Linked DNA regions of Homo sapiens: all the other regions are linked to region 1. A link is an interaction called in ENCODE POLR2A ChIA-PET data of the cell type or tissue named here. Cell type or tissue: GM12878. All regions are shown on one strand. Links, peaks and the distances in the headings refer to the core of each region. The heading gives the core; the rest is flanking DNA.

Region 1 (7,515 bases), core at 1,227-6,226:
TCCTCAGTAAAAATTATAAAATCATATGGTAGGAAGGAGAGAAAGATGAAAACAAGTCCAGGTTTCTCTACATGGATTTAGCCTCCTAGAAATAAAGACAGATGGCACATTATGGTCAAGTCAAAAGGCAGGAGATTGCTTATAATTTTTTTAACTTGTACGAATAAGTATTGTAGAAGCCATTAGGCAGATATACTGTAGAAGTATTTATACAGTAGATAAGCACACCACTATGTACAATAGTTGCATTAGTTAGGGCTATTTGTTTGTAAGCAATAGATAGCACTCTTTAACTATCTTAAAATAAATGTATCAGAAGGATGTGAGGTTCACAGAGGCAATGAAAGGCTAGAACCAGGAACAACAACAATGGCTTGTAGCAAGAACAGTATGATCAAGGAGCCCTGCTAGGATGGGATGGGAATCCAATTATTGTCAACATCATTGTTCTTCTGCTCAATATTTGAATTCCAAGGAGGGAACAGCAGATTGGCTTAGCTTGTATCATTTCCAACCACTGGGGAGGAGTAAACAGGACCCCTGATTATAGTCCCAACTGATGATACCCAGTGGGAAAGAGAAAATTCCTTAAAAGGAAGTCAGATAAGAAGGAAGGAAGGAAGGAAGGAAGGAAGGAAGGAAGGAAGGAAGGAAGGAAGGAAGGAAGGGAGGGAAGTGGGGAGGGAAGTGGGGAGGGAAGTGGGGAGGGAGGGAAGGAGATGGGGAGGGAGGGAGAGAGGGAGGAAGGGAGGAGGGAGGAAAAATGACTGTTGGACAGCCAAATAACTTCAGCTATTTAATAGTTTAGGTTACATTTCCCAATTTTTTTTTTTTTTTTTGAGATGGAGTCTTGCTCTGTCACCCAGGCTGGAGTGCAGTGTCGTAATCTCAGCTCATTGCAACCTCCACCTCCTGGGTTCAAGCGATTCTTCTGCCTTAGCCTTCCACGTAGCTGGGACTACAGGCGTGTGCCACCACATCTGGCTAATTTTTGTATTTTTAGTAGAGACTGGGTTTCACAATGTTGGCCAGGCTGGTCTTGAACTCCTGACCTCAGGTGATCTGCCCACCTCAGCCTCCCAAAGTGCTGGGATTACAGGGGTGAGCCACCATGCCTGGCCTCCCAATTATTACTAGTAAGCAAATTCAGTAAGATGCATATGATTTCTCCATGTGCCTCTCTCTATCTGCCCCTCTCAAGGCTAATCAGCCTTTGACAGAAGGCATACAACTGGAATAAAAACTTTCTTAGTACTATTGAATCAGTTCTTTGAAAGAGATATAGATAAACCAGAGTAACTTTTGAAGACGGGACCAGTACGGTGAGAGAATCTAAACATCATAATATCTAAAGAAGAGCTTAAGAAACTAAGAATATGTAATCAGAAGGAAAAAGTCTCAGAAGGCATAGAAAGTACAGATTAGCTGCTGTCACATGTTTGTCGTGTTTTGATGACCTTAGAGTTACCATCTTCCCAAATTGTTGATTTGGAACCTATGGGATTCAGAACCAATGGACAGATTCAGAAAAAAAATGAGAGAGGGTTGGCTCTGTCTTCACTGGGTATCAAATGCTGAATTGATTCCTGTTGGAAAGAAATAAAACAATATGGGAAAACTAAGAGGCAGTGTTAGCAAATTGTATCAAAAGAGAATTGAGCTAGATATGACAATGGCAACAATAATGGCTTTATTTTGAACACATAATACTAGGCACTATGTCATACTTTTAAAATATCACTGCCTCTCAAACCTTCTCACTCTAGGATCCTTAATGACAGAAGAAAAAGAATTATTACTTCCAGATCCCTGGAGACAAAAGAATTCATGGCAACAGTAAGATTGTTGGGAGTTCTTAGATTTTACATTAAAAAATCATGACACTTTTAAATTCTGCTTCATAAGACAGTAGTGTTTATTTTAGTTTTTATATTTATCTGCCTTTTGAGATAGACAGATATAGATAGGATATAGATATAGATTCTTAAAAAATATAGATAGGGTCTCGCTCTGTTGCCCAGGCTTGAGTGCAGTGGCACAATCATGATTTGCTGAAGCCTCAAACTTCTGGCCTCAAGCAATTTTCCCACCTCAGCTTCCTGAGTAGCTGGGAGGGCGGGTGGCGCATACCACCACACCTGGCTAATTTTTTAATTTTTTTGTGTTTTGAGACAGTTTCTTGCTTTGTTCCCCAAGCTGGTCTCAAACTCCTGGCTTTAAGCAATCCTCCGGCCTCAGCCTCTCAAAGTTCTGGGATTACAGGCATTGAGTATCATTTCCGACCCTTGAGGAGGTGTAAACATGACCCCTGATTATAGTCAGGGGTGGTGGCATGCACCTGTAGTCCCAGCTACTAAGGAAGCTGAGGTGGGAGGATCACTTGAGCCCAGGAGTTTGAGGCTTCAGTGAACCATGATTGTGCCATGGCATTCCATAAATAAATACAAATATATATGTATATATATTTTTTATTATATATCATATTTTGTAATATATAAATATACATTTATATTTACATAAAATTTTTTGAAACTCTGGGACCTGCCCTTCAAGAGCTGTATTTATCATATAACTTGTTTGAGGGGGCCTCTTGAAGCACCATTGCATAACTCTGTGGGTATACATACTCCAGTTCCTGAATGACAGCCAAATATTTAGGAAGAGGGTGTTTTTAATATAGTACTCTTCGAATAATATAGAACTCTTTGAAGATAGAAACTTGTACACAGAGTGACTACTAGGTTCCCAAGGATGATTTCAAACCAAGGATGATTTCAAAATCAATTGGATTTAAGTCTACTCCTTCAATTTCCCCAGCAGAGGCACCTCTATCCCTCAGAATTATCCCAACTCCTAGGATGTGAGGAGTGAACACTCAACTGCTATAGGGTAGGGCAAAAGGTAGCAAAAGGTCAAGGACAGGTAGATGCTTTAAATAGACAACCATTTAAATGTCTATCCAAATGGACAACCCAACAGATAGAAGAAATTAACTAGTTCGCTGCTGAATTAAATAAGCTCTAAGTCCTAAGCTCTATGTCTCCTATTCCTACAGTAGACACTAATATATTCAATGTACTTTTGTCAGTGAGCCTGGCAAAAATATGGCACTTATTAAATTATTCAGTTTTGAGCTGGAAGAAATCTTAAGGCTAATTTAGTGCAGCCTCCCTCATTCTACAGTTGAAAGAACTGAATCTCTATAAACGTAAGTTGCTTGCTGAAGATAACATGGATTTAGAACTGGGCTGGACCCTTTTATTCCCAATTGAATGTTCTTTTTACAGTGACAAGGCAAGCTGTCATGGAAAGAGAAGCTTTAAAATGGTACACACAAGTGCATCACTTTTCTGGCCTTGTGACCTTGGGCAAGTTTCTAATCCCTTTGAGCACCAGTTGTCTCATCTGTAGAGTGCGAATGATCATAATCTTCAATGGATTCTTCCAGGGACTTAAAGAAGTAATGCTTGCAAAGGAACTAGCACAATGCCCAGCATATGGAATTTGCCTATGAAAATACTTTTGTTCTCCAATTTCCAGCCCTTCTTGTTGGGTTGTTTGCCAAGTCCTCCTGCTGATACTGCACCCATGGTATTAGGAACAAGAGTGGACTTTCCCCTCCTCTTTATAAATTATACAACAGAGAAAGGGGGAGGGGAATGCAGTGAAATATTAACAGTTGAGGAACTGGATGAGAGGAGCCTGGGAGATCTTTGTACTTGCAAATGTTCTGTTTAAGCTTGAAACCATTTCAAAATGAATTATTTTTCCATGGAAAAATAAAATGGACACCTCCACATGTTGCTTTCTTCCATTCCAAAGCCCAATTGCATAGCAACTGGACTGAGGTTTTCAACCCCAACGTGTAATGTAAACTACATATTAGTAAGCTCACCCTTCCAATCCTCTGTTCTAGAGGAAGTAGGGCTTGTGATTCCCCTTTCATTTGTTGAACACATAACACAAAGAGGAACTGTTCTCAGGCTCAAGTCACGGGCTGGAACTCAGAAGTGCTTTGGTTTAAATGATGAATGCATGGTCACCCATGTTTAACCACCAATTGAGAGGAGGTCACATGCTAAATCAGAAAAGTCCCAATGAAGGGGAAAGTAATTGAGAGTCTTTTGTACCCAAAATAGTACAAATAGGTTCCAGCTGAGAAGGAACTCAAATTAGTTTTCCTTTCACAGAGCTTTAATGCTGTATTTTTCAACATGATTTGGAAGACACCTATACCAACAAGTGTTATCATATACACATTCTTCTTTATCTGATAAAGCACCAAGATCCTGGTCAAACCATAAGTTTGGTAAGCAGAAATGGCCCCTACCTACATTGTCTTTAACTACACGGAAAGCCCTTCATGTTTTGAGGTGTAAATAATCTGTAGACAGTTTCTACAAGGAAAAGAGGAATAATAATAATATTGTCTTAACAAGGATCTTTTCAGATCAGAGTAGAAATGCTAGCATAAATCCAAAGCAACTTACCCTCACCTAAATCTCAGCATAAAACTCATTCATTCACTCGCTTATTTAGTATTTCTTGAATTCCTCTTCATTGCCATTTACGCTAGATGGTGATTAGGGGATATTATGGAGAGTAAACCAGATGTGGTCTCTGCTTTCACTGACCACAACCTAGTGGGGAAGACAGGCATGAACAAGAAATCATAATGAGTGGTATGAGTTCTCAGGCAGATGATGTGGGGAAACACACAGGAGGGGCACTCAGCTCAGTCTAGTGGGGCAGGGGGGCTTCCCAGAGGTAGTTACATCAAAGCTGAGATCCAACGTTCAAGTTAGAAGTAATCAGCCAAGAATGTTTCCCAAGCAGAAGAATGACATGTGTCATTATCTGAAGATTAGAAATCCCAAAAGGCTGAAGTGTGGAGTGCAGGAAGGTTGAGGTAAGGAGGAAAAATGAGACCAGGAGGAGGTTTCACATGGCACATGTTGAATGTTAAACAGCACATACTCCCTCCGAGGGAAGACCTTTACCATGGAGTTTGCAGGGCTGTTTCCCTGGCCTTCTTTCTGAGACCCAATTTTCCCTTGGGAGATAAGATGACCTGGGTAAAGTGGACTTTGGACAAATGTGTTCTGTAGGCATGTTTTCTTTTGTGTCTTCTCTCTCCCTTATTCCAGTCCCTTTCTTCAATTCTGGTGTTATAGCAGAAATAATTAACATTTATGGTATGTGCCTGGTACCACCAACTCTCAAAATAACCCTAAGGGATATTATTATTATTCCTATTTTACGATAAGCAAACTTGGGCTCATGTACTAACTTTCCCAAGGTCATAGTACTAATAAATGGCAGCACTGATATGAGAACCCAGTGTTACCTGAATTCAAAGCTCATCCTCCTAATTATCCTGGTACCCAACCTCAAGTCATGTAGTTGGCATCCCATTCCCTGCAAAGCCTTTCTCTCAGTTATCTATCAGCTAGTTAATTAAATGAAGTCATTATGGGCTGGGCACACAAAAGATATTCAAAGTGCTGATGACTGCAGTATCAACTGATAGAGTTAGCTACATTAACCATGGTGTTTAAATAGGGACTTCTCTAAGACTAAAAATACCTTTAGGGCTGAAAGCCATGAAACTCTTCCTATGAGAAGATGAGTGGCGTTGATAGATGGAGTTGTAACCATGGCAGCCCCTTAAGTCATACCATGGAAACAACTGAGTGCTTTCCTGCTTGTTGCTATACTACTTGCTCTTAGGTGATGCATCTGAGGTCTTAACAGAAACCCATCCCACACCACCCCTTTCTTCCCCTGTCACATGAATCAGAGTGTTACACAGAGGAGAAAAATTAGGCCCTTTCCTAAACTGCACCTATAATAGCAACTACAGAAGTAGGAATTTCCACCACGGTCAAAAGGGAAATTTAGAACACTCTCATGCCAAAAATGTTCTTCCTACTCTGCAATCCATGGAACGTATATATTTTTTAAACCAACAATATGACTAGCTGTGTGTTCTTGGAAAAAAAAAAATTCACCTTTTGGAACCTATTTTCTTTTTTCTATTTTTTTAAAGCTTCAGAAAAATTATCTCTAAAGATCACTCCAGGTAAACAACTCTAAGAAACAAGCTGCATCGAAGAATTTTCTCAGGTGGTATCTTAATGCATCTAGATACAGCGTGAAGTTGAAAGGGACTTGAGGGACCTTCTAAGCTAACCCTGCTAGACTGCTTCACTAATCTTTGCTTTCCTTATCTCTAGCATAAAAAAATACTCAAATGTTTGCTATTGTTGAGCGACCCCCTAATCTGATGTGAGAACCCCATATGATATCATCTCTCACACATGGCCACTGTCCATTGCGTGTTCATTATACACCTCGAAGGCTGAGAAGCTCACTAATTCTGGAGACAACTCATTTATTTTTCGGGCATCTATAACTGCTATTGACTTGTCTTTAGAGTGAGCCAAAATCCACTTCCTGTCATTGTACTCTTCAGAGAAAAACACTCTGGACCACATGAGAGGTGGCCCAGACAAAGGACAAAGCTGCATGGGCTTTAATAAGCCATAAAGTTATGAGGGCCCTTAAAGGTCATCTTTGAGCTTCCTTTCCACTGGATGTGTAAAAAATAATCTATGCGAGGAGAAAAGACAAAAATACTGACCTTGTGAACAAAAGGAAATGGGGTGAAAGCGAACCAGGCCTCCCTGTGAACAGGGAGCGTGTTCATGCTTTTTTATAAATAAAGGATGAGAGGGGCCCAATCCAAACTATAAATGACCCACAGGTTCTTCTAGTCATGAAAGAGAGAATGTGAGAAACTCAAATGAATCACTTTCTTAATTCAGGCTACTAGGCAGACATGACAGTGAAAAATGTGTCCCAGGAGAAAGGGTCGTGCCTATTAAGACAAGTGTAGTGTCGTTTCAAACACAACTTCCCTGCACTCTGATAAAAAGCCTTGCTGGGCTGCTCAGTCTCTAGAGAAAGCGCCCCATTCACTGCCTCACACCCTGGGAGAAGGAGTAGAGGCCACTTCTGAAAAGACAAGTTGTTAAGTAAAGTGCAATAGAGACGGGCCACCTGCCAAGGGTCAAGGGTGGGATTTAGGGGCATTCTCTTGTGGATCCCTTTTTGTCCTGTGAGGGCATAAAATAGTTTGGGTTGTACAGAAGGAATGAAGTTTCATGGAGAGAAGAGAGTAAGGCTTCCCCTCTGATTAGCTGCAAACTTGAGCAAGATCCTTAACCTCTCTGTAGTTTAGTGCGCCAGTCTCTGACCAAAAGGTGGAAGCGTGCCACACAGGCCTTCTGTTGGGGTCTCGCATTTACTTATATTATTTCCTCTGTTATGGGTGCTCTGATTCCCAAATTCTAAGAAGGAAATATGTAAACTTCCCTACCCCAATCATCTCCCCTAGCAAATGGCCATGGGAATGGTCAACACTGCTGAGGAGCTGCTGGGAACCCCACATTTGTTGAAGTCCCGTTCTAGGTTCTTTCATTGTTCTGAGCCAAAACCTGATCCAGAGCTACC
Region 2 (7,515 bases), core at 969-5,968, 50 kb after region 1:
ATGCAAACTTTCCTGATAGACAGTAATACTATCTATCCCATAGGATTGTTCAAATTAAATTATATAAAGAATACACAGTACTTAGAACAGATTCAGACACATAGGAAGCAATTTTACCATTGGTCATATGACATTAGGTTATAGTTATTTATTTAGGTTCGCTCTATCCCACTAGAATGGCAGCTCCTTAAGAGTAAGAACGATGTTTTATTCATCACAGGGCCCAGCATACAGTAAATGTGGGTTCTGAACTGAACCTAATAACGGTATAAAATATGTATATCATAATTCATTGCAATTCAAATGCAAGGAATTTTAAATAACAACTCATAGGGACAGCTGTGCTAACTGCAATTAGAGATCACCCTGTTCCCATGGCCTTTTAAAAACTTCCTCTTCCTATATGGCTTAACATCCATCATTCTACAGTTATCTATCAAATGCCTGCTAGGTGCCAAAGCAGTGGAGATACCTTAGTGAATGTTGGCAGCCCACACCTCCAGAAAAGAAATGAACAAGTAAACCAGCTCTATTAGTCCATTCTCGCATTTCTATAAAGAAATGTCTGAGACTGGGTAATTTATAAAGAAAAGAGGTTTAATTCGCCCACAGTTCCACAGGCTGTACAGGAAGCATGGCAGCATCTCCTTCTGAGGAGGCCTCAGGGAGTTTTCACTCATGGCAAAAGGCAAGGAGGGAGCAGATATCTTACATGGCAAGAGCAGGACTGAGAAGGAGTGGGGAGGTACTACACACTTTTTTTTTTGAGATGGAGTCTGGTTCCGTCGCCAGGCTGGAGTGTAGTGGCGCGATCTCGGCTCACTGCAACCTCTACCTCCCAGGTTCAAGGATTCTCCTGCCTCAGCCTCCCGAGTAGCTGGAACTACAGGCACGCTCCACAACACCCAACTAATTTTTGTATTTTTAGTAGAGATGGGGTTTCACCATGTTGGCCAGGATGGTCTCGATCTCTTGACCTTGTGATCTGCTCACCTCAGCCCCCAAACTGCTGGGACTACAGGCGTGAGCCACCGCGCCCACCCTACACACTTGAACAACCAGATCTAACAGTAACTCACTCACTATCATGAGAACAGCGCCAAGGGAACGGTGCTAAACTATTCATGAGGAACCACCCCCGTGATCCAATCACCTCCCACCAGGCCCCACCTCCAACAGCGAGGATTACAATTGAACATGATATTGGGGTGGGGACACAGATCCAAACCATAGCTACTGTAACCGCCTAATGGGTCCACCTGGCCCGTTGCCTAGACAGAGCCGATTTATCAAGACAGGGGAACTGTAATGTTGAAAGAGTGATTACACAGAACCAGCTGTGCAAGAGACCAAATTTTATTATTACTCAAATCAGTCTCCCCGAGCACTCAGGGATCAGAGTTTTTAAAAATAATTTGGCGAGTATGGGCTCGGATAGTGAGGAGTGCTGATTGGCTGGGTTGAAGATGAAATTATAGGGGGTCGAAGTGAGTTCTTTCTTGCTGACTTCTGCTCCTGGGTGGGATTGCAGAACTGGTTGAGCCAGATTATTTGTAGGTCTGGGTGGTGTCATCATCTGCTGCATAAGAATGCAGGGTCTGCAAAATATCTCAAGCACTGATCTTAGGTTTTACAACAGCGATGTTATTCCCAGGAGCAATTTGGGGAAGTTCAGACTCTTGCAGCCAGAGGCTGTATGGCATGGCATAATTTCTAATTTTGTGGCTAATTTGTTAGTCTTACAAAGGCAGACTGGTCCCCAGGCAAGAAGGGGTTTTTCGGGAAAGGGCTATTATCAATTTTGTTTCAGAGTTTAAACTATAAATTCCTTTCCAAGGCTAGTTTGGCCTACGCCCAGGAATGAACAAGGACAGCTTAGAGGTCAGAAGCAAGATGGAGTCGGTTAAGTCTGATCTCTTACACTGTCATAATTTCCTCAGTTATGATTTTTACAAAGGTGGTTTCATTACCAGCTTATACCATAAAGTCCTGCTGGGAGTCACAGTGGGATACCATGCAAAATGCTGTGAGAAAACTTCAGAGAAGCAACTAACCAATTTTTGGAGTCCAAGAAAGGAAATCCTGCTGGAATTAGGAGACCATAGACTTTTCGAAGTGTACCCTTTACCCACTTACCCACTAAGTGATCAACCTGTTGCCCAGAGGCGCCCCTTGTCCAGAGACATCCTGTGCTAACTTGTTCTTGCATTGCTATAAAGAAATCACCTCAGACTAGGTGATTTATAAAGAAAACAGGTTTAATTGGCTCAGGCTTCTGCAGGATGTAGAGGAAGGATGCATCTGCTCAGCTTCTGGGGAGGCCTAAGGGAACTTTTACTCAAGATAAAGGTGCAGCGGGAGGAGGCATGTCAAAGGCAAAGACAGGAGCAAGAGAGAAAGTGGGGGGAGGTGCAAAACACTTTTAAAGGACCAGATCGCTCAAGAACTCATGCACTACTGAGAGGACAGCACCAAGTCATCAGGGATCCACCCACATGACTCAAACACCTCCCTCCAGGCCCCACCTCCAACGCTAGGGATTACATTTTAACAGGAGATTTGGTGGGGACGCATATTCAAACTATATCACACACTTCTGTTACTATTAAGGACAGATTCTGAACAGCAGTGCCTTAGGGTCTTGGACAACGCTAACTTCCTTACAGCATTACTCCCGGAAGGATATCCAGCCCTTAGAAGCTGATATAGTTAAAAGCAAATAGATTGTAAAAACCATAAAATGCCTGGGGCCATGCTAACTAGAGCTCTGAGGCCTCTGAGAATTGACTGCAGTAAATCTTCCTGTCTTATGCAACCACATGTCTCTTCTTAGAAGGATCCAGGTTTTTTCAAATCACCCGTTAAAATTATTCATCCATAAATTATTTTTATTATGATCTAAAAGGCTTTAATTCTGTTTGATGTAATCCGTGCTTTACATACAAAACATTCTGAGATAATCTCTAAGTTTTCATCAATTTATTAGACATCTACTGAGGTGCCATGATCATTATCACAAACTGAAGGGTTTTCATATCTTGACTTTTTTAATTCTTTGTCTCCAATCTTAATTATCACACACTCAATTTTCCCACACCTGTAGGTTTATTTATATAGTGAAGTAATTTGGGGAAGGGTATAAATACACTGAAGAATGCAAAAGTCAACAGAATCCCTCATCAGACTTTCAAATGGCTTCTGGACATAGCTCAGCTGTCTCCTTTCTGGAACTTCCAAACTGTATAGCAGGGGCTCCTTCCTTTATCTGAGCATCACACTAGGGCATGCTCAGGACAGTTCTCTTTAATTCATACTTTTTTTTCTTTCCATGTCAACTACAGTACTTTGCCCCTGGTATCACTAACAGAATATAATTCCAGGTGTTGAATTTGAGTTCATTGGTAAAGGTTAAGGGCTCTGATTGTCTGGAAGAACTCAGTTTGAATTTTAACTCAGCCACTGACTAGCTGTGTGACCTTGGGAAATTTACGTCACATCTCTAGACCTAGTTTCCTTATCTGAATAGAGTGGTTATAAAGATTGCATGAGATAACATATGTGAAAAGCTTAGATCATTTTAATAACCAAGAATCTTTCTGTTTTACATGTATTAACTCATTTATCCCTTATAAGATGACCATCCCATGGGACACTTAGGGATATATGTCATGTCACTATTTTACAGGGAGTTCATATCTCCCCTACATGGTACATTCTGTAACTCCCAGTCACAAAGATGAAGGCCAGCTTTCTTACCAAGGCCAGGCTTGAGGTGCTAGTTGCTCTAGGCATACAAGCCCTCAAACCCTTCTAAATAGCGCTTTTCACATGCTCCACGCAGCTGTTTCCCTGAGATAGGCAGCCTGCAACTCTTTGCACTAGCTGCAAACATGTCTCTGCATTTTAGTCCGACAGAGCTGGCTTTGCTGACATCAAGGACGTGGTGCAAAGCACAGCTCTTTAGTTTCCAAATGAATGAAAATGACATATTGAAAGCGGGGCTGGCCACAGTATCTAGCTAGAAAACAATAATGACTCACAGGAAAGACAAAGACTGAGTAAGCACCAACGAAAGGCCACTCATCCCTTCATTAACATCACTGGGGAAAATATGGTCTCACTATGGAACAACCAAAAACATACAGACAAAAGTCTCCTGGGCTTTTGAGCATAGTCTAATTCCCATCTGGCTTATAAATTTCCTAACTTCTAAATTAATTACACTAGGAGTTGGAAGAGAATAAACAGTGGCCATAGATATTAGAAATTTTTACATGTGGCATGTATCTGCATCACGACTAGCATTGCTAATCAATTGTGAAATGACTATTAGGTAGCTTTGATAAGAGAGTTTCTTATTAGTCTTAGATATTGGACTACAAAAATAGTCCACCAGCAACAAAAAGAGATTGAATCTTCTTTACTACATCTGTATATTGTCAGAGGTCCAGACAGAAATCTAAAAAATATATAAGAATAAATAAAATATTTATTGTGATACTCCTTCCTTGTTTAATATATTATCATGACAATACATGTCTTAATGCTATGTAATTTTGGCATATCTTAAATATAAAAGTGTCCAATTGATTCATTATTTTTATAGCTAATTATTCAATATATTAACAATTATATTTGTGCAACAAAAACATATCTTGATTTTTAATGCTGGTAAATGTTAAGATTTTGAAGTAAAAATACTATTTACATAATATTCCTGAGAAAAATTATTCAGGTAAAAGGCTCTTGTGAATCACTTTCTTGGGGACCTTGCAGGAATTACCAACAAAAATTGAGAGCCATAAAGGAAATGTCTGAAATATTAGAGGCTGTGTGTCAAAGTATCTTGTATTAACTAAATCAAGCGCTTATTAACAGAAGACAAACCTTGTATATATTTTTAATGTTTTTGGCTCCCCAGCATCTAAGCCCCTTCACTATGCATGAGAAACCTCATGAGGCAGAGCCCACCTCCCACTCTAGAAGCTGAACATTCTAAGTACTAGCTTGCCTGGCCTCTCTTGCAGCTAGGATGATGGCATGTGGCTTTGAGTCATCTGATTGGATGCATTCCCCTCACATTTTGAACCCAGAGCTCATGACCAAAGAAGGAGGAACCTCAAGGAGTCCATTCTGGCAAGGGTAATAGCAGGGACAGAAGCTATATTCATTTTGCAGAAGCAGCAAGCATAACAATTCTAGTGGCCACCTCCAGTGCCAGCATCAGGCTGGAGGTAAGACAAGCTGTGGTGTCAGTGCCTATTGGCAGAGGCATTGATATCTTCCTGGAATACTTCTGTTGCATAATGTTGGTCATAGTGCCAGGCTCCACAGCCTCCAAGCTCAGTTCTCCAGCACTTCTAGAGACTGTCAGGCATACCAATATTCTTTAATAAATTCTATCACATGAGACCAGAATCCTGATTATTTCATTGTTTTTACTTTAGAAAACATTGGACTTCTTTTAAAATAAAAAATGAACAAAGTTTTCAATATTTATTTTTAAAAATATTTACTCCAGCTATATATTATAGCTTGGGGAATGAGGTAGTTTCTCAAGCAAGCCAAGGTAATGCACAGGCTAATTAGTTAAGAGAGAAAAGGACACAGAAACACAAGTTTTGCAATGGCAAGGCAATTGTCAGCCTTGAGATTGCAAAAACATGTGCTGTGAGTTTGGGGTATTCTCACTTTAAATCCCAGAATATAGTTTCCAGGAGGCAATGACTGTGTATTAACATGCAATGTGCATCAGCATTTAACTGTTTTCTCTTACCTCTGCAGTCCTCATACCATACTTTGGCTTCCAGCCTGTTCTCTCTCCTCAGCTGACTGGCCTACTAAGGGGGCGTGGCTTTGGGAGAAATTCCCAACCACTGAGAACATCTTGGAAATCCTAGGTCGGGCTAGGGGCAGTGGCTCACGCCTGTAATCCCAGCACCCTGGGTGGCTGAGATGGGCAGATCACCTGAGGTCAGGAGTTCAAGACCAGCATGGTCAACATGGTGAAATCCCGTCTCTACCAAAAATACAAAAATTAGCTGGGTGTGGTGACACACACCTGTAATCCCAGCTGCTTGGGAGGCTGAGGGGGGAGAATCTCTTGAACTTGGGAGGTGGAGGTTGCAGTGAGCCGAGATCGCGCCACTGCACTCCAGCCTAGGCAACAGAGCAAGACTGTCTCAAAAAAAAAAAAAAAAGAATAGAAGGAAAGACTCCTAGGTCAACCTTCTGGCCCCATTGAACTTGCTCTCATTTTATTAATTCTCTTTCCACTTTCTTGTCAGAGTTCCTTAATACAATTTTGCTTCTTTAAAGAAGATCCTTAACAATGTATTGTACACAGTACTTGAAAATTGCTAAGAGAGTAGATTTTAAATGTCTCACCACAAAAAAATAAGGTGAGATAATGCATATGCTAATTAGTTTGATATAGTCATGCCACAATATATACAAATATCAAAATATCACATTGTACACCATAAGTATATATAATGATTGCCAATAAAAATAATTAATTTCTTAAAAAAGGAGAGTCTTGGCTAGTCTACTGCATTTCAACCTAATTCTTAGGAACTAAAATCATAGCAGTGACTTGTGCATGTGTAGACCGTTCTGGCTTGAGTTGGCCAAATATTATCTCTCACTAGCATTAAGGAATTTCTTCCTCCTGTAATTCTGAAAGAACAGAAAACCATCTGAGAAAATTATATCCATCCTATTCCCAGAGAGTAGTGCCACTTTAGCAAAGTATCTTAACAAAGGGTTTTTAAAAATTAACTTAATAATTCCATTTAAAAATGTTTGTCTTAGTAAGTTAAAAGGTTATTCAGGACGTGGATGATTCAGGGTGGTTGTGTTTTATAAAGTGCTTTCCAAAGCAAACATCTATGACATTTTGAACATATCTTTTTTTTAGAGATGGATCTTTTTTCTCGCTCTGTCACCCAGGCTAGGAGTGCAGTGGCATAATCTCAGCTCACTGCAACCTCCACCTCCCAGGTTCAAGCAATTTTCCTACCTCAGCCTCCCAAGTAGCTGGGATTACAGGCGCCTGCCACCACACCCTGCTAATTTTTGTATTTTTAGTAGAGATGGGAGTTTCACCATGTTGGCCAGGCTGGTATTGAACTCTCAACCTCAGGTGATCTGCCCACCTTGTCCTACCGAACTGCTGGGAGCCACCGCACCCGGCTGCATTTAGAACATATCTACTTATTAAAGGAGAAGCCAAGCAGTAGCGAAATACACTAACTTATTCACAGTACACAGCTCGTCCCAACTGGAACTGCATAGTTGGGACTCAAAACCAGGCATTAGACTTCAAACCTCATTTTTTTCCTCAACATAACTACGCCTGCCACATCCAGAGCCAAGAGCCATTTCTAAGGGAAACTGTTCCATCTGGAGCCCCAAGAGCAGCCTTAGCCGACCATGGTGGTTTTGTTTTACCCCTCTCTGGTCTCCACGGATTGAACAGGATTGGGTAACTGACCCCAAAAAAAAGCCAATCCA
Region 3 (7,515 bases), core at 1,668-6,667, 56 kb before region 1:
AACCCAATCCAGGCAGGACTACAGATGACCCAGACCCTTCAGGAATGAAGGTCTGGGTCACTCCACCAGGTAAAAATTCACCACCCACTGAGGTGCTTGCTGAAGGCAAAGGGAATACAGAATGGTTAGTAGAAGGTAGTCACCAATACCAGCTACAACCACATGACCAGCTGCAGAAACGAGAACTGTAATTGTCATGAGTATTTCCCCTTATTTTGTTAAGAACATGTTTGTGCATGTGTACACTTATACTAAGGAAATATCTTCATTTTATTTCTTTTCTTTTTCCTTTATCATATGACATAAGATTTATTGACTTTATATCAGCATTTAAGTGTTGTTAACTTTATGTAATAGCACTTAGGTTAAGGATTAGTGCACTTCCATTTGTACAAAGAATAGTTGTATTATGTTAGGCATAATTATGACCTTTTATTGATTGTCTTTATTTGAAGATTATGTATGATTTCAGGAGATGCGTACGGGTTCAAGTTGACAAAGGGTGGACTTGTGATTGTTAATACTGAATGTCAACTTGATTGGATTGAAGGATGCAAAGTATCGTTCCCGAGTGTGTCTGTCAGGGTGTTGCCAAAGGAGATTAACATTTGAGTTAGTGGACTGGGAGAGGCAGACCCACTCTCAATCCAGGTGGGCACCATCTAATCAGCTGCCAACATGGCTAGAATAAAGCAGGCAGAAGAAGTTGGAAGGACTTGACTCATTGAGTCTTCCGGCCTTCATCTTTCTTCCTTGCTTCTTTCATCCTCAACTATCTTTGCTTCCTTTCTTCCTGCCCTCAACTATCAGACTCCAAGTTATTCAGCTTTTGGACTCTTAGATTTACACCAGTGATTTGCCAGGGGTCCTGGAGCCTTCAGCAACAGACTGAAGGCTGCACTCTTGGCTTCCCTACTTCTGAGGTTTTAGGACTCAGACTGGCTTCCTTGCTCCTCAGCTTGCAGATGGCCTATTGTGGGACTTCATCTTGTGTTTGTGTGAGTCAATACTTCTTTATAAAAGTCCTTTCATATACACATCTATCCTATTAGTTCTGTCCCTCTAGAGAACCCTGACTAATACAGGTTCCAAGGAAAGCATGGCTACCTTGCAACAGAATTGAGAGTACATAAACATGGCCCAGAAATCCTGCATTTATAGGGAATAAAAAAATAAACCTATATTGAGAAAATTTCTGTTAACATGAACTAAAAGCGATTGTGACTTTTTGAGATATAAAACTGCCTCTAGTCTCCTCCTACCCCAACCTTCCACAGGGAGGGTGCAGGCTGAGAGGGTGACTCAGACACCAAATACGGCATATTCTCCAATGCCCACTTTAGAAGTGACCAAGGGGGATTTTGGCAAGGGACTTCCCAAAGAGTGGAGCCAAAAACCATAGAGAAATAATGAACTGAGGTTTGGGGAGCTATGCCCAGGGAGCAGTAATGGGGTCTAAGCCAGTAAGAATATTCCCTTCTCCCAAGGTAGGGGAACCTGGCAACATTGATCAACGAGGATTTCACAATGGCTATAAACCATGACCGCTATGTGCATCTCACTCTTCTCCTACTAGAAGACACCAGCAGGGGATGAGATTTGGAAGGATCTTGAGATGGACGCAAGCACCTGTGGGAGGGATGTGAAGAAAGGCAATGGAAAGCAGACTGGGGTTAATTGAATTATTTGTGCCTGTTCTTTTTTTCCCTCAAAAGAGAATTAGACATAACTCATTCTTGCCATCTTCTCAAGGCAAGCAGAGGATACTTCCCCATCCCTCACTTTAGGCTGGGCCATGTGACTTGCTTTGGCCAATCAGAAGTTGGTAGACATGAAGCAAGCGGATGTGCTGTGTGGTTGCACTCATCCTCTTGCCCCCTAGGAGACTCCCATGAGAAGAGCTTCCCCCTGGTAGCAGATACCCCTTCAACCTGGGCTCCAAAATGAATACAGAGCAACATACCTGAGCCCAGACCTGCAACCTGCAGCCAAGGCCGGTTTACCTGAAGCCAAAAGCAGAGTCTCATTCCAGCTAACCCGCAAACATAAGCAAAATAAGTAAATGTTTGTTGTTTTCGGCCAGACAGATTTAATGTTTGTTATGCGGCTTTATTGTGGCAATAGCAGACTAAGATATGTATTTTCCCATGTCATTTCATATTCTTTAAAAAGCACTCTTACAAATACATTGATTCCATTGAAAAATTTCATTTAGTTAACTATTTCCTGATTCTGAAATATTAGGGTTTTTACTAAATCTGTTTTTTTGCCTCTATTTTTTGCTTCTTATAACAATGCTATTAATAACATATTAATCCATAATTTTTCCATACTTTGATTTATTTTCATAGGGTTAAAACTGGATAATAACATCTACTTCCCAGAGCTGTTGTGATGGTTAAAAGACTTAAAATAATTAAACGCTAAACATATCATCTTTCATGTAATAAGCATTCAGTAATGATTGCTATTGTTTTTTGTTATAGAGTTCCAAAAGTAAGAAAAACAATTCCAAGCTCTTGATATGAAATATAAAACTATTTTCCAATAGTTATACCAATTTATACTGCTAACAGCATCATGTGAGTTTTAGCATACCTTCAAACAACTCCATTTTTTTAACCTTGGCTATTTTGACAGTTGAGAAATAATATCTTGCTGATATTTTAATTTTTATAGCTTTTATTACAAGTGAGGTGGAAATTATTTTATAAACTGTCTAACCATTTATACTTTCTCTTCTGCAAATTACCAGTTAACACGTCCATTTAATATGCCCATTTCCATCCAGTCATGATGTTGGTCTTCCTCTGACCTGATAGACTTACCTGGTGCCAAAGAACTGATTGATTTCTGTGCTTTTCAATATGATAGCCACCTGTGGCCACTGGGCACTGTGCCACAAGTTATAATATTTTGGATATAGTGAGTTTAATGAAATATATTATTAGAATTTATTGTATATGTTTCTTTTTACTTTTTAAAATATAGCTACTAGAAAATTTTAAACTACATATTTCTATTGGACAGAGCTACTTAGACCTTTGAATATCACTTGCTCTGAAATTCTTCTTGGTCAAAACTCTCATTGCCCACACCCTTATGTTGGGTTCTCCTGCTATTACATGGTCTATCAGCCATAGTCTGTTGTTAACCTTCTAGATAATGCTGTGTTGAGTCCAATCCCTCTCCTCGAAATCCCTGCTGCATTTCATTCTCCGAGTCTCACCTCCTCCTAATTCAGTTCCATCCTCCTGTGATTAATCCTCCCAAGTCTCAACACATCTCAATTAGGTTCTATTACAGATTCCTGGATGAAATGGCAAACTTGATTAGGATTTTTAAATCCTATAATGTGTGTTAAATAGATTATACTCACTGCTATCTATGTTTATATTCCATTTATTCTATTTCTAGCAATAAAACATGGCTTTTCAAATGCTGAGTATTTTTTATTTGAAAGTGCCATTGAAAGGTTACAAACATACAAAGCTAATAAACAATTGCATATGTTTTTCAAATTCCCCTACCTCTGCCCACACCTTCAAACGTAACCACTGTGAATCCTCTCAAAACCACAGTTGGTGAAGACAGCCAAAGGTTATATCTGTAGCCACGAACCCTCAAAAGTTTCCTAACACCAACTCCAGCTGACTAAAATGTCACAGACATTTACTTATAATCCCTGGGGTTTTTGAATCTATAAGGCAGCATGGGTATGGGTTAACTTACCTGGCCACAGTAGAATTTTTTAAAGCCCTTTATGAAGGATTCAAGAAAAAGAAGTCTGTAACGCTGATGCAAAGTAGAATTCTTAATGTATTGAAAGGGATTATCATATGTCACGTGGAAATTCAACCTCGTTTTTTAGATCCACAGCTCTTTCCTTGTTGCCTAAATTCGTAATCGTGAGGCTCATTTGCCTTAGAGAAGTATCTGCAGCACATTTTTAATGCCAGACCTGCTCCTTCCGCCGTTCTTGCCCCTTTCCAGCAAGCTATTTCCCACCTCCCCCAACATCCCCATGGCTGCCCAGGAATTAAAACCAATTTGAATATGTAATCATGTGGAATAATAAGCACAAGTGTACTCTCTGGGGTGCTCTCTGGCTGCTACTCATCTCCTTGCAACTAGTTTCCTAAGTGCCTTTGAGAGATGCTGAGAACGCCATGTTGACGGTTAACCTTTTAACAGTTTTGCCATTCTCTGTTCACTCTGGCTACAAGCCCAGCTCTAAAGGAGGCACAGGAAGTGGGGTGAAGGAAGGGTTTCCTTCCTTCTAAGACTCACTGGAGAAACATTCTCCATAGCCTGAGGAAGAGAGTTGAGCAGGCTTTGAATAGTGTATTTTTAAAACATTCATTATTCTGACAATGGAGTTTCATGAAACTAGCTTTTATTCCTTTTATGCAAGTCAAACAGAGATTGCCCAAAACATATTACCATGCCAGGAAGTAAATAACTATTGCCTTGTTTTATGAATATGAGAAATTTCTGTGAAGATGCCTAAATATTTTGATTAATTTAAAAGCAGATGAGCTGATGTGTAGGTATTTACAACATCAAAGTACTTTTCTGATTGACTCAGTTTCAAAAATGCAATATAAAAGGTAGAGCATTCATCTTAAATAGCAATTTAGAAGTGGATGCTTTGGGTATTCTGAGGCATTCAAAATCTGATTATTTTGATACTGATACTGCTATTTTGATGCAAACACTGCAGTGATCAATTTGGTGGATGTGAGGGGAGGGCCTCACTCGGTATCTAGTATTCCTTATTAAAATGTAAAAGCACCCACTGTACCTCTTGAATATATAAGAATAATGAGCCATACCAGTAAATATCTGAATTGCAATCAGTGTTGTTTTGCCTGTATCGTCTCATTTCATCTTCAAAGCATGTGTCTGGGAGATAGATATTATTAGGAGTAATCACTGATGTTGCTGAGATTGAGACTTCCTTCGCAGTTGGTTATAAAGATCTAAGAATAAATCATCTTTCTTGAACTCGAGCATATCCATTAAGGTCAGAATTTCTGCAGATTGAGCTGGAGCTATTTTTAGGTACGGTTCTAAAGCAGCTGCAATTCAAGTGTCACAGTGCATGCCTTTTTGGCTCAGCAGTTGATAGTTCTGCTTCGTGCTACTCTCCTTCCCCAGACTCCTGGGACCATCGCATAGAGGGTGCTTGAGACATGCTGCACTGGACGATGCACACACCCCATCTCTCCAACATGACTGTAAGCCCCTTTAGTTTTACAATATGCAAAACCTTAGCACAGAGCTCTACGCAATTAATATTGACCAATGTTCATTGATAATAATGTTCTATAAAATTTCAGAGGCCACCAGGATGCATCACAGTCCTGACCCCAATGCAGGAGACTGAAAGTCACCAAGGACTGAGACATGCTGTCGAGCCACAATCAGAAGAGAAACTGGAGTTGAAGAAGAGCCAGGTCTGGCCACACAGAGAAGTGAAAACCTCCATTTAATGGTCAGAGGCAAAGTACAAAGTTAGGCATCAGAGAAGTGTTCCGTTTTGGTCACTATTATTTCTTAAGAATCTTTCTGAACACTCCAGAACTAAAGGACTAGAAGTCCAGGGCCCTTGCTCTCAGTGTCTGATTAGCTGCTGTCATCTGCCTCGAAAGCTGCCCCATGGTTTTTTCCATCCTTGCTAGCAGCACAAACCAACTGGTTTAGCCTAACATTGATAAAACTACAGAATCTCAGATTTGGAAGGATGCTTTTAAAGCAAATAGCCAAGCTCCTAGCTAATTTTCTAATTTTGTTGCTACAAGAATAAAGAATTTAATGTGGGTGTGGAGGGAGAGTTATTTGAGTCCATTTTTCTTCTGGTCTTTCCCCTTTTCCAAGTATATAGGCAATCCTGCACTCATTGCCTCAGGGAGGGGAGGCAATTAGTCAGAAGATATAAATAGCCAATTGGCACTTTTTGTCTCTGTGTTTTAAAAGAGGGAACTTAGAATTTTGGGGATGATGTCAAGATCAAATGTGTGGGAGAAACAGAGGTCAAAGAGCATTGACTTCCTCCACCCACCACCTAGAATAGGATTCTCTGAGGTCTGAGGCATGGAGAGTGAAGAGCAGATAATGATGAGAACAGACAGAATGAGGGGTTCAAGAGCCAGGTTCCCTTCTTTCTGGGCAGTAGGTAGCAATACCCCAAAGCAGGAGGTAGCAATACCCCAAAGAGGAGATGGCTTCGTGCAGGGTCTAGGCACACCAGTTCATTGCCTCTTAAAGATTTCTGGTGTGAACCTGGGAGGCGAAGCTTGCAGTGAGCCGAGATCGCGACGCTGCACTCCTGCCTGGGCGACAGAGCAAGACTCCGGCTCAAAAACAAACAAACAAACAAACAAACAAAAACCAAACAAGATTTCTGGCCCTCAAGCTATGCAGCAAAATATCTCTGTGAGCCTCCAGTTCTAAAAGGCCATGCTGCAAGCCAAATACTCTCTCAGGGTAACTCAATGGGAACAGATGGCTCAGGGACCAGAAGGCTCACCCTCCCTCAATGTACTGCTAAAGGCACTAAGTAAATCCCAACAGGGTCTTTGTCTCAACCCCCGGGAAGAAGAGAGAAACCAATAATAATCGGAGAGTGTTACCCTTAGCCTGCTAGTACAAAGATAAAACATCAAATTGAGTTAGAGGAAATGTTATTTTTCTAGATCAATGCAGTCTATGGACTGAGATTCATAGATCTACTATACACATAAACACATGTAAAACTACTTAACACATAAAATGTTACCTATATTATTAGCAATGTAATATTATCAGTGAGTTGAAAGTCAGCTACAAAATCTGAATGTCAATTGACCTCCACGTGGTTATCTTATGTCCAGATGGAAAAACGTTGGTTCAACTCATTGTCTTTTTAAAATCCATTCTTAAAAGAGAAAATATTAATTAAAGATTCATTGTCACTTTAGGAGAAAGAGAAAAGAAGAAGGTGGAGTAAGTGTCTAGCTTTATTCCACAGGAATTTGTCCTCGTCTCTGCTTCATTCAGCACTCTGACAATTCCCTGGCAAAGTGTAGAATGTATATGCATCTCCATTAGATTTTTTCGTCTGCTAGATTTGACTATTTGTTTCAACTACGCTCCTTTTTTTTTTTTTTTTTTTTAAGAGATGGAGTCTTGCTCTGTTATCCACCCTGGGGTGCAATGGCACAGTCATAGCTTACTGTAATCTTGAACTCCTGGGCACAAGTGATCCTCCCACCTCAGCCTCCCAAAGTGCTGAGATTACAAGTGTGAGCCACTGTGCACAGCCCAATTATGCTACTTTTGAGTATTAATTAAGACAACTGAGATTCTGGCTGCCCACCCAACATCACATTATGCTAAATTTAAGCACCATATGAATGTACTTCTTTAATAACTTCTTTACTATTTTCCTTGTTCTTCCACTTTACTATTTCTGCAAACCTCCTAATATAGACCATTCAGTCTATCTCCCTTTTCCTCTCCTACACCCTGCTA
Region 4 (7,515 bases), core at 1,006-6,005, 70 kb before region 1:
CAAGGCTTGTTCTATAACACAGAGTATAATCTATCTTTGCACATGTTCTATGGGACCTATGGGCCCTTGCATAGAAGGTATATTCACTGTTGTTGGGTGGAGTGTTCTATGAAAGTTAAGTTAGATCCTGTTGATTAATGATATCATTGAGTTCTTCTATATCCTTGTAATTTTTGTTAATTCTTGCTACTCATTGTTTCTCTATTCCTAGAAGTCTTAGAATCCCTGGCTTAGAAGCAGGGAAGAAATAGTGAATATTCAGCTTCTTCTTCTTCTTTTTTTTTTTTTTTTTTCTGTTTTTTTGAGATGGTGTCTCCCTCTATCGCCCAGGCTTGAGTGCAGTGGTGCAATCTTTGCTCACTGCAACCTCCACCTCCTTGGTTCAAGTGATTCTCCTGCCTCAGCCTCCCCAGTAGCTGGGACTACAGGTGCACACCACCACACCTGGCTAATTTTTGTATTTTTGTAGAGATGGAGTCTCACCATGTTGTCCAGGCTGGTCTCAAACTCCTGACCTCAAGTGATCCTCCCACCTCAGCCTCCCAAAGTGCTGGGACTACAGGCATGAGCCACCACACCCTGCCCAATCTTCTAACTTCTTAAATTAGCAAATGATGCATATTTCAAAGACAAGAAAGCCAGATCTTTCATTTCTCATTCGCAACAGCCAAATTTCATTAAGAGGAAGCAAAATACTTTCATAGATTTCAAAGAGTTAAACCATAGAGGGTTTGAGTATAGAATGTTTAGTGTAAGACACTGAAAGACAGGCTATGTGATATGATATGGATATTATATCCCACTAAACCAGATAAAGCATTCCTCCCAGACATGAGGGAGGCAGGAAACAGACAGACATAGGTGAGTATCCAACCCCCCAGGATTGAGACCCTTAGTGAAAAGTGTAAACCCCTAGGTAGGTTTGAGGAACTGAGGACAGAAGAGTATGTTTTATGCTAAAAAAAAAAGATTCATTAAAAACAAGCTTGGTGTGTGCCATAAGCCATCATAGGATAGATTCAGGGAACTAGAAATGAAAGTATAGCATACTTCAGTAGAGAGCCTTAGTGTTCCTGGCTTCATAGTAGCTCCTATCCAGCAGTTCCTGCATGCTGCAGGGGGACAGAAAACCAAGAAGGGGAGACAATGAGGAGGACCCAGAGTACAAGGACCTGAAGATCAGACAGCATGGCTACACCTAAGGGCACCAGCAGCAGAGGCTGGTGCAAGTCAGAAGGATGAGCAGGGACCGGCAATACAAGCAGAAAATGACCAGCAGGATGAGATACTCAAGTAGAGGCTAATCCAGGACAGCTCACCACTCCTGCCAAGCTACTGTATAAGCTTCCACTTGTACTCAGAAGCCATAATAAGTGGTATAGACAGGAGACAGGGAAATACTGCACGAAAGAGGGTGGTTCCCCAGCAAAGACCCCACCTTCAAGCAAGCCTGGAAACCCACAGCACTAGATGAAAACAGGCATTCCTGTTTTTGTGCCCAAAAGTTGCCTTTTGGCCCACCATGCACCCCTATCCTGTACATATATAAACCCCAAACTCCAGACTCCACAAGCCAATGAACAGAAGAGCAGAACGGAAGAACAGCATGGCAGAAAGAAAAAAAAAAGGAGTATCTGAATGCCAAGAGAAGATCAGCTGCGAATGGTCGGAGAGGAGAACGGACACCGGCTGCCCAAACTCCAGGGGAAGATCATCTTCTTACTTCATCCCCCTTCCAGCTCCCCATCCACCCCACTGAGAGCCACCTCCACCACTCAACAAAACCCCTGCACACATCCTTCAGGTTTATATATGACCCAATTCTTCCTGGACACCAGACAAAGACCTAGGTACGAAGAGGGCACTGAGCTGGTTAACACTTAAGCCATCCGTGGACAGCAAGGCTAAAAGAGCACACTGTAACACAGGCCCACTTGGGCTTTGGGGGTTGCAGGATCCCACCCACAGACACTGCCATGGGGCCTGGGCCCAGGGGTGCTCGGTCCGGCTCCTGCACCTGCCCATCTGCATGCTCCCCCTCCTGTAAGGAGTTTGAGTATGCACAGTGCCAAACAGACAAGCTACACCCCTGTTGCATGTCCTGCTAGGGGGGGTCAGGGAACGCTCCAGTTTCATCAGCAGTAAAGCAGGACAAAAAGGAGGAGGGAAACATCCAGGAGAGCAGGGGCAAGGAGTTACAGGAGCCCTTGAGAGAAAAGGACACCCCTGACAACCTGAATTTTGAATCAACAAAATTTAAATTCTTGGTAATTACACCGAAAGACTAAATTCTAAACCAGAAGAAAATCAAAGTGACAAGGTTAATTTGTTTATTGTTTGTTTACTTGATTTGATTTATTTTTTTTTCTCTCTCACTGTTATTGAAATAGGGGCTACTTGAATTCAACTGTAGAGGTGTTTAAAAAAAGAATCGTGTTTATATGTGTGAGGTTTGTGGGACCTGCTTAAAGTTTTGGTCCTGGAAGGGTCTTCGAAGGCCATCTAATTCACGTTGTATTGAGAGGAAATAGACGATGAAATAGGAAGCAATTATCTCAGGACTACAAAGCCAGTCACTAAAAGGGCCAAGACAAGATTGCACATTTCCAAAGGCACCCAGACATGTGAGCATTCAAAATCAAGAGCACTTTCACCCATAGTCATTGATGATGAAAAACACAGGTTGAATACATGTGGCTGCTTCTGATTTTTAAGCACACACAAAACTCTTGTACCACTGGAGCGAACCCACCAGCCATCAATGACTGCATGACGCCTTTCCCCCAGTTCTTTGCTCTCAACAGTAATTCCCTTTGCCATAACTTTCTGTTTTCTGCAGTGCCAGCCAGTCGTGACTGGTTGTGGCATCTCTAACAAAAGATACTGGATGTTGTTTTAAAGTCCCATGGTTGCATTTCAGAGCTAAAAATAGGACTATGCTATATCATCTGATATTTTCAGATGATCAGCTACACCACTTCCCTCCTTTCTGAAACTTACAGAGGTAAGTGAATTTTAAAATTTTGTTCTTTGAACAGCTCACTTTAGAGAACAATAGAGCCATTACACAAGCATACTTAATTTCAACTCTATACATTTAGCCCATTTCCCCCAACCCACTTTCCCCTCATTTCATGGGCTACTAAAAATATAGAACTAAATAGTGTGGCCCACCTGGAAATGAGTGTGTACACTGTTTAGCCTGAATGAGTGCTTGTGTGTGTTAAAGGAACAGGCTGCCTTCCAGGTGTCACCTCACATTTGGTTTCATTTTACTTTTCTCTAGTCATATGCCTTTGCCCTGACTTCCATGCCTGTTTTTACATTTTATTTTACAGAAATTATGTATTTCTGTAATGCAGTTTATAAAAATGATAAGAATATTAATCAATGTGCTTACTTTCATCAGCTTCAGTCAAACTTCTATTTACCCATCTTCAAATTATTTGCTCAAATTATATCTACAAGGCAAAAGGAAAGTAAATAAGGAAAGAATCCTGCTACTGAGGATTAAAAGCACCTTTTACATAATAACTAATGAATTTTGCAGACTGGCTGTGAACATGGCTGACAGCATCAAATAGATATGCCAGTGGTGAATTTTTGCTCTGTCCATGTGAATATAACCTTAATTTAAGATCATAATAAAATTTGAAACAGTGAAACAAGAGTGAGATTTAACCTCATTAAGATCAGGGAGCACATCTTCTTTCAATAACTATTTCAAACACGTTTACATATAGACTCACGCAGGCAAAGTAACCACAATTACTGTTTTTAAAGTGAAATACGTTAATATGTTACCTATTCTACAGAAACACGTAAGAACCTTCGGAAGCAAAATAATAACATCATTTGAAATATGAATAGTTACCCGAAAACCTATAGCAATCCAAAGCCAAATTTAAGATGAACAAACTTAAGATGTCCAAAATTTAAGTTGAGACAGCCTTTTGCTCTTGGCAAGCTACAAAATAAATACAAGTTCCCCTCCCTTTATGTCACACACACAATTTAGGGGAGCTCACTTGGACAATATTTGTACTGTGATACATAACGTCATCTAGAATATAAGTCAGAGTACCCAGCTATTTCTCTCTTTTGTGATTATTCACTTTAAAATTACAAGTTCTGATTCATTTTTAGATTTCAAATGATCAAAACTTTTATCTGTTTTTAAAATGCCTATATTCCTTGGTTTTCTCTAATCAAGGAAGTGAATAGGTATCTTAGCAAGAGAGGTCATGGGGAAGATTGCAAGCATTATACTATGCACTGTTGAGTGGGTTCAGAATAGTTTATATTATCATAAAAACAAATTGACATCAATAGCATAATTGCTGCATGAATAATCTTAGAACAAGTGAGACCTTTCAAGGCTTTTTTATTGTAAGCAATCATTATGCTCACCACATAAAACAAATGCCTTCTGGGAACTTTTAAAATAAGACTCAGCTTTTTCTAGCTTGTATTTCTTGGTTTCAACATGAGATATCTAAAAGATGAAAGAAGCTGTTCTGGCTATAGGGATAATACTGTGTGTAGCCATGGGTGATTTATGCAGTAAATTAAGGGAAAAAGTTGCACATGTAATGAGATATTGGTGAGCGAGTTCTCATTACCATCATAATATTTGGCACCAAAATTTAATAACTCCTTTTGCATGTGAATGCAAAAAAAGAGCATTTTAACATTAATTAAAAGCCCATAATCATACTGGATGAAAGAGAGAATGTTAACCCAACTTTACATATGAGATACGGAGTCACGGAGATTAAGAAAATGACCCAGGCAGATTTTTTAAATTATTCATAATGCCACAATATGTCGATGGTGAAAGGGAAATCAGCATAGACTCCCACAACTACCGCTGTTCTCATCATTGCCTTGTATGGAACAGAAGCCTGGTAATTAGGGCTTCTGATTTCTACAGATGTTCCCACTCCCTCTTCTGCCCTGCATTCCCTCAGCGCTAATGAATTCAGTATTAATTTGCAATCGATGATTGAGAAAATAAAAAGCTGTCTTCAATTCCTTTAGGGCAGAAAACAGTTCTTTAATTTTCTCTGAATTTCCCCATATTTCTCTGGTTCAGCTTCATGAAATGTGCAAGCAAAGAGTTCCTAGGTTGAGCAAACTTAAAGGGGTTTCTTTACTCCAAAAATTCTCGGAGCCTTGACTATACCGATGTACATTGCAAAGCTCCAAGAAAGAAATATTACTTGCAGATTTATGTGACCACAGAATCTGCGTTTCATGGATGTGGTAGGCAGAATAATGGCCTCCCAGAGATGTCCATTTCCTAATCCCTGGAAATTTACAAGGCAAAGGGGATGGAACTTTACAAGGCAAAGGGGAATTACAGTAGCAAATGGAATAAAGGTTGTTAATCAGCCAATCTTAAAATAGTGAGGTTATCCTGGATTATCTGTGTGAATCCAATATAATCACAAAGGTCCTTAAAACTAGAACCGGAAGGCAGAAGACAGTGTCAGAGTGATTTAGCATGAGAAACACTTGACCAGTCATTGCTGGCTCTGAAGATGTCAGGAGGCAGAGGAGTATGGGAAGCTCCAGCCTCCAGAAGGAATGCAGCACTGCTGATACTTTTATTTTAACCCAGTGAGACCTCTTTCAGATTTTTACCTCCAGAACTGTAAGATAATAAATTCGTGTTGTATTAAGCCACCAAGTTTGTTGTAATTTATGACAGCAGCCATAAGAAACTAATACAGTGGGGCCCATTAATGTCTTACTAATACCTCCCAGAATTATAGTTCTGTGTTACAATTTTTAGAGAAATGCTATTCAACCTGTAACAGGGGCCCACATCAGACTGTCAATCAATAAATATTATAGACTGAATAATTCATTTTTTTTGTATGAGAATTGTTAGTATTTGGTCATTAAGCCAGCCCATCTGTTAGCCTATTTCACTATCTTTGCATTTTATAACAACAATTTCTACCAGCCATTTTGAATCATGAAGCAAAAATGCATTTACTTTAAATGATGCTAAAATAAACGGTATGGAATAGATTCAGTGCATCTCAAATTTTAATGTGCATGCAAACCACCTGGAGAATCCTCTTAAAATGCAGATTCTGATTCCGTAGCTCTGGCATGAGAACTGAGAGTGTGCATTTCTAACACGCTCCCAGGTGACACCAATGCTGGTGATCTGTGGACCAAACTTTAAATAGCAAAGAACAAAAGAGGACAACCCCTGTCATACCCTCTATTCCCTGCCATAGAAACCTTTCTGTTCTCCCTGTAGTCCCAGCTACACGGGAGGCTGAGGCAGGAGAATGGCATGAACCCAGGAGGTGGAGCTTGCAGTGAGCCGAGATAGTGCCACTGCACTCCAGCCTGGGTGACAGAGCGAGACTCTGTCTCAAAAAAAAAAAAAAAAAAAGACTTTTCTGATCTCCCAGGTGGAATTAGGCAAATCCTCCTTGCTCTGCTTTTAGGACCATTACTGATCCCAAACAGAAAATATTCAAGGAATTTTAGTTTAATACTTAGAAGACTCAGCTTCTAGTTAATACAGTATATTTGTAAATTATAAAATAAATATAGTCTCATGAAAGACAATTCATAAAATAGAAGAAAGAGTAATTTTAATCATCCACAGTCTCAGCACCCAAAGATATGCCTTATTAACATTCCAATGTCTTTCCTTCAAGACTTCTTTCTCTACAGAGATTCTGTTTTACATATTTGACATCATATTGCATATCTCAATTTTTTAATCAAACATCATGTATGCACATATATACATATAAAGTGGTGACAGATTGAATTATTGGTCTCAATTCTTCACTCCTCTCTAATAGAATTATATATCCACACTCTTGCCACTCTGGGGAAGAGCATCCCAATTTTTCTCCCTTCTAATAGAAATATGTCTTTACTTTCGCCAGGCTGGTGAGCAGAGAGTTATTCCCAACACCTTGACTTTGGGATTAATCAAGTGATTTACATTGGCCAAAGGGTTATTAGTGGACAAATATTTTTTAATGTAGGTTTTATTATTTAAGATATGGCAAAGCCAACAGATCAGGAGACAGCTACCACTGTAAACATAGTTTGTTACACTCAACAGACCCCAAGACAAAAGGGCATGCCACACCATAATGCAGGGCCACATGGGGAAGCACCAGGGTCAGTCAAGGGCAGAGGAAGCAGGGAGAAGATTTTATTGTCATTTCTGCGGGAAAAATAATGGGCAAGGCAGGGTAAGCAGGTTTAGGATTGGCCACTTTGAATAATTTCAGTGGACTCTATGGTACAGTTGTCTGGTATTTGGTCCTGGAGTATCGGCCCAGAATGTAAGAGTTCATTAATGGAGGTGTTGGGGGGTATGAGCTCTGGAGTAGTTGGTTTGTGTATGAAAGGTGCACTCTTAGGCCAGTAGTTTGCTATCTCTAGGAATTAGCTAACCCTGGGAGAAGTAGTCACTCCAGGGTCAGCAAGGCCCCAAGATGTCAAAGCATCAACAAAAACAGAGTATAA

The links. Peaks named below come from ENCODE experiments on the same cell type or tissue, not always from the same donor. Only the 100,000 strongest peaks of a DNase experiment are listed, where the experiment ranks them.
Region 2: POLR2A ChIA-PET joins it to region 1 with 36 read pairs; 2 of 35 experiments call an interaction of 5 or more read pairs at or near these places.
Region 3: POLR2A ChIA-PET joins it to region 1 with 76 read pairs; 3 of 35 experiments call an interaction of 5 or more read pairs at or near these places.
Region 4: POLR2A ChIA-PET joins it to region 1 with 34 read pairs; 4 of 35 experiments call an interaction of 5 or more read pairs at or near these places.

Annotation. Positions count from the first base shown.
Region 1 is chr11:110,023,392-110,030,906 of GRCh38, forward strand. No RefSeq gene overlaps it. Among named protein-coding and RNA genes, the nearest start is that of ZC3H12C, 66 kb to the right of the region's middle. RefSeq lists an enhancer at 4,138-4,297 and a silencer at 4,608-4,687. In GM12878, for the core only: no CTCF peak of the experiment used is centred there; DNase peaks (open chromatin) are centred at 4,000, 4,660 and 5,650; H3K4me3 peaks cover 484 bases; H3K27ac peaks cover 2,817 bases.
Region 2 is chr11:110,074,069-110,081,583 of GRCh38, forward strand. No RefSeq gene overlaps it. Among named protein-coding and RNA genes, the nearest start is that of ZC3H12C, 16 kb to the right of the region's middle. RefSeq lists enhancers at 2,275-2,569, 3,658-3,827, 4,128-4,177. In GM12878, for the core only: no CTCF peak of the experiment used is centred there; a DNase peak (open chromatin) is centred at 3,973; H3K27ac peaks cover 1,459 bases.
Region 3 is chr11:109,967,166-109,974,680 of GRCh38, forward strand. It overlaps LOC105369484 (a long non-coding RNA gene), which reads left to right. Exons shown (of 3, transcript XR_948004.2): 2 at 5,161-5,240; 3 at 5,343-5,830. Among named protein-coding and RNA genes, the nearest start is that of ZC3H12C, 120 kb to the right of the region's middle. In GM12878, for the core only: no CTCF peak of the experiment used is centred there; DNase peaks (open chromatin) are centred at 3,666, 4,131, 5,096 and 5,446; H3K4me3 peaks cover 790 bases; H3K27ac peaks cover 3,048 bases.
Region 4 is chr11:109,953,426-109,960,940 of GRCh38, forward strand. All of the region lies in intron 1 of LOC105369484 (a long non-coding RNA gene), which reads left to right. Among named protein-coding and RNA genes, the nearest start is that of LINC02715, 130 kb to the left of the region's middle. In GM12878, for the core only: no CTCF peak of the experiment used is centred there; DNase peaks (open chromatin) are centred at 2,986 and 3,781; H3K4me3 peaks cover 478 bases; H3K27ac peaks cover 2,044 bases.